Linked DNA regions of Homo sapiens: region 2 is linked to region 1. Evidence: chromatin loops called from intact Hi-C (ENCODE). Cell type or tissue: natural killer cell. All regions are shown on one strand. Links, peaks and the distances in the headings refer to the core of each region. The heading gives the core; the rest is flanking DNA.

The links. Hi-C counts contacts between places; a loop is a spot of excess contacts. Peaks named below come from ENCODE experiments on the same cell type or tissue, not always from the same donor. Only the 100,000 strongest peaks of a DNase experiment are listed, where the experiment ranks them.
Region 2: a loop joins it to region 1, with 6 times the contacts of the local background. A loop is called at or near these places in 1 of 110 quality-filtered maps.

The regions. Positions count from the first base shown.
Region 1 is chr12:52,564,867-52,569,386 of GRCh38, reverse strand. It overlaps KRT74 (keratin 74), which reads left to right. Exons shown (of 9, transcript NM_175053.4): 7 at 998-1,218; 8 at 1,694-1,728; 9 at 2,219-3,605. The coding sequence ends at 2,418. Among named protein-coding and RNA genes, the nearest start is that of KRT74, 6.7 kb to the left of the region's middle. In natural killer cell, for the core only: no CTCF peak of the experiment used is centred there; a DNase peak (open chromatin) is centred at 2,396; H3K27ac peaks cover 2,245 bases.
Region 2 is chr12:52,633,931-52,638,192 of GRCh38, reverse strand. It overlaps the pseudogene KRT128P. Among named protein-coding and RNA genes, the nearest start is that of KRT2, 16 kb to the left of the region's middle. In natural killer cell, for the core only: no CTCF peak of the experiment used is centred there; no DNase peak of the experiment used is centred there.

The sequences.
Region 1 (4,520 bases), core at 235-4,234:
GGTTCCTGCTCTCGGAGTGGGGCATGGTCTGTTGACTGAGGGACACAGCTGTCGATGAAGCCCTCCTGGGTTCCCTTGCCCTGTGCCATGGTACTACTTCCATGTTAGTGGGCGGGGGGGTGGGGGTGGGGGGCCTGTCTTACCTGACAGCAGCAAATTTTAAACACTGCGTCAGTGGGGAGATGATATTGGAGGCTGGAGGATCCTTCCTGTGACCTCTCTGAGAACCAGGTCTGCTCTGCTAGTGATAGAATTGACCAGCGGAAAGATCTGAGCCTGTTCTCCTTCTGGTGCCCCCACAACCCTCCATGCTCTGCAGGCAAACACAGGGACAACTCTACGACTCTACATTTGGCCGATTCACAAATTCCATGAGCATAGTTCCTCCCTCTCTGTTAGCAACAGGCATCGCAATGCCCCCCAGATGTTCATCAGAGTCCAGCTTCTGAGGTTGTGCCTATAATTTAGGGCCTTATCCTCCTGCTCTAAGGGAAGGCCAGATGTGGGAGCCTTCACACAGACTCTCCCCAGAGTGCTGGAGTCCAGAAACACTCATCTGGATGCTAACAGATCAGAAGGATCCCCAATGGGGAGAGGTCCTGCAGCAGGAATCTGATCACAGTGGGACCGTGGCATACTGTCTCATCCTCAGGGCTGGCCTTGCTAGGGGATCGGGCATGATTTTCCTGAACCTGTAGTATTTTGAATCTGTAGATACTGGTGGCCTCCGGTCTCAGGCACTATCTAACTTTGCAAACATCGACATTTCTTCCTGACCTCCTGAAATGCAACTGCTTCCACAGCTTCATGTGATAACAGCTTTGAATACTCCTCTGCAATAGAAAATAGAAGAGACAAAGTTCTGGTGTTGGCTTTGCAGCTTTTACTCCTTGTCACCTAGGGCCCCATCTGCAAAATGAGGGCATTGTTCTACTTAACTGGTATGAGCTAAATGTAATTTTCTGTTCTGATGGTCTCTCTGTTCTTTGCCCTTCAGCGTGCCAGCCTGGAGACGGCCATCGCTGACGCTGAGCAGCGGGGAGACAATGCCCTGAAGGATGCCCAGGCCAAGCTGGATGAGCTGGAGGGCGCCCTGCACCAGGCCAAGGAGGAGCTGGCGCGGATGCTGCGCGAGTACCAGGAGCTCATGAGCCTGAAACTGGCCCTGGACATGGAGATTGCCACCTACCGCAAGCTGCTGGAGGGCGAGGAGTGCAGGTAGGTGGGGTGGAGGGGAAAGTGTGAGAAGGGACTGGGGTGTGGCTCCTGTCTGGCTGAGGGGCCACCTGGAGAACAACATGGTTAGTGCCAATACAAGCAAGAGATGTGGTGATTTCGTGAACTCAGAGGCAGCTTCCTGCAAGGGGTTGTTGGACATGAGCCATGAAGCGTAGATGGCCGTGTGCTGCTGTGATGAGAACCGGGGGCTCAGACAGACCTGGGGCTAATGACTGGCTCTTCAGCAGGGGCTAATTATTGGCTTTATCCTATGCTAGTGGTGTGGTCTCGGTAAATCATCTAGTATCTCCAGGACTCTTGTTTTCTCATCTGTAAGATGAAGGCGATAGTGTCAGTTTCGTAAGTTGTTATAAGGATGAGTTTAAATGATGCACGTATAAAAGCAGGAGCCCATTGATGTTTAGTGGAATCTCGACACTGAGTTTTTATCTTTCTCTAACTTTCTGTCTCACAGGATGTCTGGTGAGAATCCATCCTCTGTGAGCATCTGTGAGTATTCTTGAGAGATGCCTTGGGTTGGGAAAGCCAGGGACCCTGGGACAAAGTGATGTCACCTCCATTTACTGTCTCACCTCCCAAGAAGCTTCTGTTACTGTCTTGGGAAGGTTTCTGGGCTTCAAAGGAAATGTTCTCCCTTTTCATCCTGTGAAATGGTGACTGAGGTCATGCCCACCCTTTTCCCTTCCTGTTTCTCCCCTGGGACGTTGTCATTTGGAGAAAGGGTTGGTGGACATGGATTTTCCTAGCATTTCCAGGAGGGCAGGGACTGTATCTATCTGATGGGGTCTTCACCTCACACGAAGTCCGGCCCGTAATAGGCTCTCAGTTCATCTCTGTAGTGCTTCTTGACTACTGAGGGTGGTTCTGCGGATTAAATGAGGTGTTGTTGTGGAGAAGCCCTTGGGGACAGCCGTTACCATAGCTGTTATCTGCTGATTGACACTGCTCCTCTCCCCTGCTCTTGGCCCCTCCTCCTCAGCTGTCATCAGCAGTAGCAGCTACAGCTACCACCACCCCAGCTCTGCGGGTGTTGACCTTGGGGCCAGCGCTGTGGCAGGCAGCTCTGGCAGCACCCAGAGCGGGCAGACCAAGACCACAGAGGCGCGAGGGGGAGACCTCAAGGACACCCAGGGCAAGAGCACCCCAGCCAGCATCCCAGCAAGGAAAGCCACCCGCTAGACCCATGGCCTCACCCACCTCAGCACTTGGAAGAAGAGGTGACTTTGCCACCCCCAAAGGTGTCTGCCACACCCAAGTTCCCAGGCCCTGAGTTTTAAAACTGTCTGTAGTACACTCAACTGTCTGCATCGTGGTTTAGCTTTTACTTTCAAGCTCTGATTGACACAGTCACCTTCCCTGTTTCCTTAGGTCCCATGTGGACTAACGACTTCTCATTTTCCTCGCTGCCTTTGGCTGGCAGGAGGCTTTGGAGGCACAAGCCATTATAACCTTCTTGGCCCTAAGGAAGCTGTGATCATCCCTAGAAAGAGGGAAGGAGCAGGAGACGACAGGGGAGGGGCTGGTTTGTTCTGTGCTTAGGCCAAGTTAGCTACTGTCTGAGAGGTTTTACATCCCCTGCCAGCATGGTGGGGTGACACGAGACCTGTAAGCAGGTGGTGAGAAGTTAGACAGCCTTTACTTGCTCCATCAGAAACAACTTTGCAGGATGACGCCAATATTTAGGACACCACGTGTACATCTGTAGACCACCAGCTGCACCCATCTCCACAAAGCCAAGTGAAGGTGTATTGGGGATTCTCTGCCAGCCTGTGTCACCCACCCACCTCCTTCATTATCAGCAATAGCTACCATCATTTGTCAAGCACCTACTAGATGCCAGACACCCTACACATATTGCCTCCTGTTCTCATCCATTCCTGCAAAGAAGATGCAATGAGCATCCTTGGAACAGACTGGGAGCCTGATCCCAAGAGGCTGCTGAACTGGCCCCAGTCACCCACCTATGTGCCAGAGTCAGGCCTGGCCGACACAAGGATCTATGCTTTTTCTGTGGTGTGTCACTGCCTTTTTAACAAAAGGGCTGTCAAAGTCACCATTCTTTTTGATGAGGGCAGCGTAATTACATTGCCTTTTGTCAGGACTGTGGGTATGTGATTTGTCTTCCACAGTCTCTCTGGGGCTGTGTCCTACATAGCTTCTGACTCTCAATTTTTGGTGCCATGAGCTGAGCTCAGTGAGTGGAGCTGGCTTTTCTGTCGCTGAGTGCTACTGCCTAGTCCAGATGTCGTGGCTCAGGGTGTAAATATTCCTAAGAATGGCAGCATCTATTTCCTCTTTTGTTTGAATTAAAGACTCTGAATTTCTGCTGTATATTCATTAAGTTGTCCTTGAGTGTTGTCAGAGGTATGCTTCTGTCAGTCTGTTAATCTTTCCAAATGTTCCACCCTCTAGTGATGATGTGCCACCCTCCATTTCTCCCCAGCAAGCGTGCAGGACTCTTGCTGGGAAGCTGCAGGCCAACTCAGATGAGGCTGCTCTGGAGGCAATCTCAGGCTGCTGGAAGAGACAGATACACACTCATGTAAATCAGGGAAGGGCAGCCTAAGGCAGCAATGCTAGTAAGGGACTGGAATAGAGAGGCTAAGCAAGGAAGGCTTCCTGGAAGAGGAGGAGAGTTTAATTAAATAACCAGAAAGATGGACACATGGGCTCCTGGAGAGGGAATTTAAATCACAGCAACATAGTAGTTTGGACACAGGCTTTCATGTGCTTATTTAGTAGGGGGTGGGAGATCTCAGATTTTCCAAAGTCAATACAGATTGGGTATACCTTATCCAAAATTCTTGGGACCAGAAACATTCCTGACTTTGGATTTTGAAATGTTTGCATGTGCATAATGAGATACTTCGGGGATGGAACCCAAATCAAAACATGAACTTCATTTATGTTTCATATATACCTTCTGCGTAGGCTAAAGATAATTTTGTACAAATTTTAAATAAAATGCTCCAAAAGTTTTGGAGCACTTTGGATTTCAGACTTTTGGATTAGAGATGCTTAATCTGCAGTGGGGCTGGGTGGATTTCTAAGTCCCTCAGCTGTGGCCGGCAGAGTCTAGCTGTCTAAGCAGCTTTCAAATTTGTCTTGTGTCATGGGTGTGCCCAAAGATGTTCACCTCTACAGGCCTCAAGATAATGGGGACAGGCCTTGGGAGGATGGGGACTCTGGCCTAAGTAGTGGCCTCCATTCACCTCCCTGTGGCTTTCATGTATTAAGGAGGTCCTCTTCTGTGTGTGCCAGGGTGCAGTAAACCGTGGGAA
Region 2 (4,262 bases), core at 1-4,000, 69 kb before region 1:
AAATTAATCTTGTATTCCTGGAATAAACTCCATTTGGTCATGCTATATTATTATTATTATTATTATTATTTATTTATTTTTTTTGAGATGAAGTCTTGCTCTGTTGTCATGCTGGAGTACAGTGGCACAATCTTGGCTCACTGCAACCTCCGCCTCCCAGGTTCAAGTGATTCTCTTACTTCAGCTTCTTGAGTAACTGGGACTACAGGCATGTGCCACCATGCCCAGCTAATTTTTGTATTTTTATTAGAGAAGAGGTTTCATCATATTGGCCAGGATGGTCTCGATCTCTTGATTTCGTGATCTGTCTGCCTCGGCCTCCCAAATATTAACCTTTTTATACATTGCTGGATTCAACTTGCCATTTCATTAAATATTTTTTTATCTGTCTGGAGGAAGGAACATCTTTGTCTAATAGTCACGAATGCACTCTATAGGCTAGCAGTAGCCCTGAGACGAGACAGAGTGACAAAGTGTGAAAAGAATGAACTTTTACACTGTGCTCTTATACTGTGTTCTATTGTTTGAGTTTTTGTACAAAGCATGTATTTCTTTTACAAAAACTAAAAAGATTTATTTTTTTCAAGTAGCCATCGTGGCAGAGCATTAGAAGCAACCACAGGTTTCTGTTCAGGGTCTTAAGGAAAATGAAGCCAGCAGCCTGCTGAAACAGCTGGGGCCGGAGTGTGCACAGGAGAGGGTTCCAGGACGCACGGGGAGGCTGGGAGCAGAGAGAGGGCTTGGGGACTCCTTATAGCAGACTTTTGCTTTGCCTATTTAGACTGGAAATTTCCTAAGAGATAGAAGAACACTTTCTCAAGTTCATGACCTTGACAGAAGTTTATCTGGGGTCAAATATGCAGAGTACTCAAGAAAAATTATCAGAAATTTTTAAGAAGGTGATGACTTTCACTAGAATCCCAGAATTGCCTGAAAAGGAGGAGAAAAGAAATAGTGGAGACTGTACAATTATATTCTGTCTCGGCCTGGGCACCCACCCTCCTCCTGTCACTTTTGTCATAGTTAATCTCGTTAGCCTTGGCCTGTCCTGTCACCTTGGTCTCACTCTCCCCCTTCTGGTTTTCTGTGACCCCTGCTAAGACCTCTTTCTCAACTCTCTTTAGTGGGGCTAGTGAGGCTCCCACCTCATCCCTGATAAGACTGCCCTCTCCCTGCTTCCTCTCTTCCCCTGAAACCTGCTCAAAGTGCACTACCTCCAAGCAGGGGTCCCAATTCATGTCTCCTCAGCATTTATGGGCCCAACTCAATATTTCTGTATTGAGCTCTTGAATCAGTTGGCCTTGGTTCAAATCCTGTTTCTAATTCTTAACTAGTTGCGTCATTTGGGCAAAGTGCTTCATCTTTTAAACCTCAGTTTTCACTACTAAAAAAATGAAGATAATAACAGTGGCTGCCTCATAGTACTGTTGTGGAGATTAAAGGAGATTATCTTTGTAAAGCACTTACAGTTGTGAAACACAATAATCGGGCAATACATGATACCCGTGCTGTTGCTGTTGCTGTTGCTGCTGCTGGGAAAAGATGTGGACTTAAACATTTATCTTTGTAAAATTTCAGTGGTAAAAACTAACATTTATTTCCACTGCCCCCCCACCCCCGCCAACCCCGAACAGTTTGTATAACACCTTGGTTATGTAGCAAGGACAGGTGTCATTATCACCACATTTGACAGATAGCAAAGCTAAGGCTGAAAAGTCCACAATCACAAAACTAGGAAGTGGTAGAGCTGGCATTGGAAACCACGGCTATGGCTCTTGCATTTCACATCATTTCCACCACATATCCTACCACGTGTTCTTCCTTTGCCTGACTCTCTCCCCAGTGGCCGGGTTAGGGGCACTCAGACAGTGGGTGGGACCGCAGGGTAGGGCCTGGCTAAGCAGGAAGGGTACAGGATCATAGCATGGGGAAGACACCTCTGCTTCTCACCTGGATCCAGAGAAGGAGACTAGCTGAGAGGGGCTGTTGGGCCCTGCCAGGCACGCGTGTCATCTCACAGGTGACTTTACAGGTATGCGGACTCAGGGGAAAGAAGAGAAGGAGGGGCCCAAGACAAGAGTAAGTCTGCACTTCTCTGACCTGGATAAAACATATACAAAGAGAATCCTGAGCCCAGAATATTCTCTCAGGCAGCTGGCCAAATAGTTATGGAGTGACCGAAAGAAGGACCCAATGTTCTTGGCCTGCTTGAATGTTAAAAAAAAAAAAAAATTTATTTCCATAGGTTTTTGAGGAACAGGTGGTATTTGCTTACACGAATAAGTTCTTTAGTGGTTATTTGTGAGATATTGGTGCACCCATCACCCAAGCAGTATACACTGAACCTGATTTGTAGTCCTTTATCCCTCACCCCCTTCACACCCTTTCCCCCTGGGTCCCCAAATTCTGTGTGTCATTCTTATGCCTTTGCATCCTCACAGCTTAGCTCCCACTTCTGAGTGAGAACATACAATGTTTGGTTTTCCATTCCTGAGTTACTTCACTTAGAATAGTAGTCTCCAGTCCCATCCTGCAAATGTTGTCAATTCATTCCTTTTTGTGGCTGAGTAGTATTCCAATATATATATATATATCACAGTTTCTAAAAGAAGACCTGCTTCACCTCCCCATAGAGGAGTTTGAAGCCTTATGGGGCTTGATTGCTTCTGTTGTAAAAATTATACCTGCTTATTATTTTAATCTTGGAAAAATAGAAATATAGAAAATTTAAAAAATTCACCACTACACAAAACAACTACTGTTAACACTTTGATGTATTTTCTTTTTGAACATGCTTTTCTAAAGTATTTAGCTTTAGTCAGTTAAACAATATTTCTCTGCTCATCCTATACCTCCAGTCTTATCCTAGGCCTTCTTTTCTGTGCCTAGGATTTAGTGGTCATATTGATTATTCAATTTTGATTTTTCCTTTTCCCACTTAACATTAAAACAGAATTTTTTGGTTTGCATAAGCCCAGTAATTTTTATTAGTTATGTAATATTTCATTGGTGGACACAGTTAACTCCTAATCCCTTTTTTGGACACTTGTTTTGGGAAAATATATACAGGATACTGTGTATATTTTTGGTAGGGAGGTGGAAGTAACTCTCACCAACTGTAGAAAATTCCATTTAGTATGTGTCTCTAAATCACTTTCCTTTACAGATATCAGTTTCTAATTCATCAGTGTCTCTGTCCTAAAGCTTTAGGAAGATGTATCTCTGGTTTTAATATCACTCTGGTAGAAACTAAAAGTGCTGAAATAGCAACAATCTCAGAAAATACCCGACCTGATAGCTTTTTGGGCATAATCATACACACCTCATATTGCCTAGGTCAGCAGATAGTTGACAGGTAGACCATAATAAGAAAACCCTGCTAACTAAGCAATAGTTACTAGACTGACTGTTCCCAAGTAGAAGGCTGTATTTATTTTTTTGTCACTTTTAGTGTCAGGGTAGCCAAACCCATGAATTTGTCTTTGGCCCACTGCCAGCTCCAGGAGAGGTATAAGGTGACACCTCAGCATTCTGGCAGGGAAACATGGAGACACCTTCTTCCCACCTCTCTATGTCACTCACTGCCTTGGAGTCACTGTGAGCAGGCAGGTGTATGCTTGAGGTGCCAGAGCACAGGCTTTGGTAGTGGCTGGGTCATGCTGCTGGGAGGGTGCCAGAGACGAGCAGCACAGCCTTGGCAGAGGCTGCCACTCTTGTGGAACAGCACAGAGGGGCACGAAGCCAAGGCTATGCTGAGCCAGGCGGTTATAGCAGCTGGAGTCTCGTTAGCCCTGCGGGGAGAAAGAGCATCTCCATCATCATGGCTGGAGGCCGGGACCATGGAGGCAGACAAAGGAGCTATGGAGGTGGACAGTTTGGGGTGGGAAGCCTAGCAAGGAGGGCTTTGGTCTTGACAGTGGTTTTGGGGAGCATGGGTCTGTAGGTTCTCTGGTCTGCCCTGGAGGCATCCAGGAAGTTGTGATAAACCAAAGCTTGTTGGAGTCTCTGGATGTGATGATTGACACTGAGGTCTAGGAGGTAAAGTAGTAGGAGCAGGAGCAGATCAAGAAACTCAACAAGTTTTCCTTCTTCATTGACAAAGTGAGTGCCCATGCTTGGAGGTTAGAAAGCCGGAGCTGGATAACTTGAGGGACGTTCGGAAAAGGCCTGTTTGCCGTGATGGAAATGTAGCCTGTGGCTACGGTATTGGACAGTGCAGGTCCAGATTATCTGAGGCCAACCACTTTAGTCCCTATCTCTAG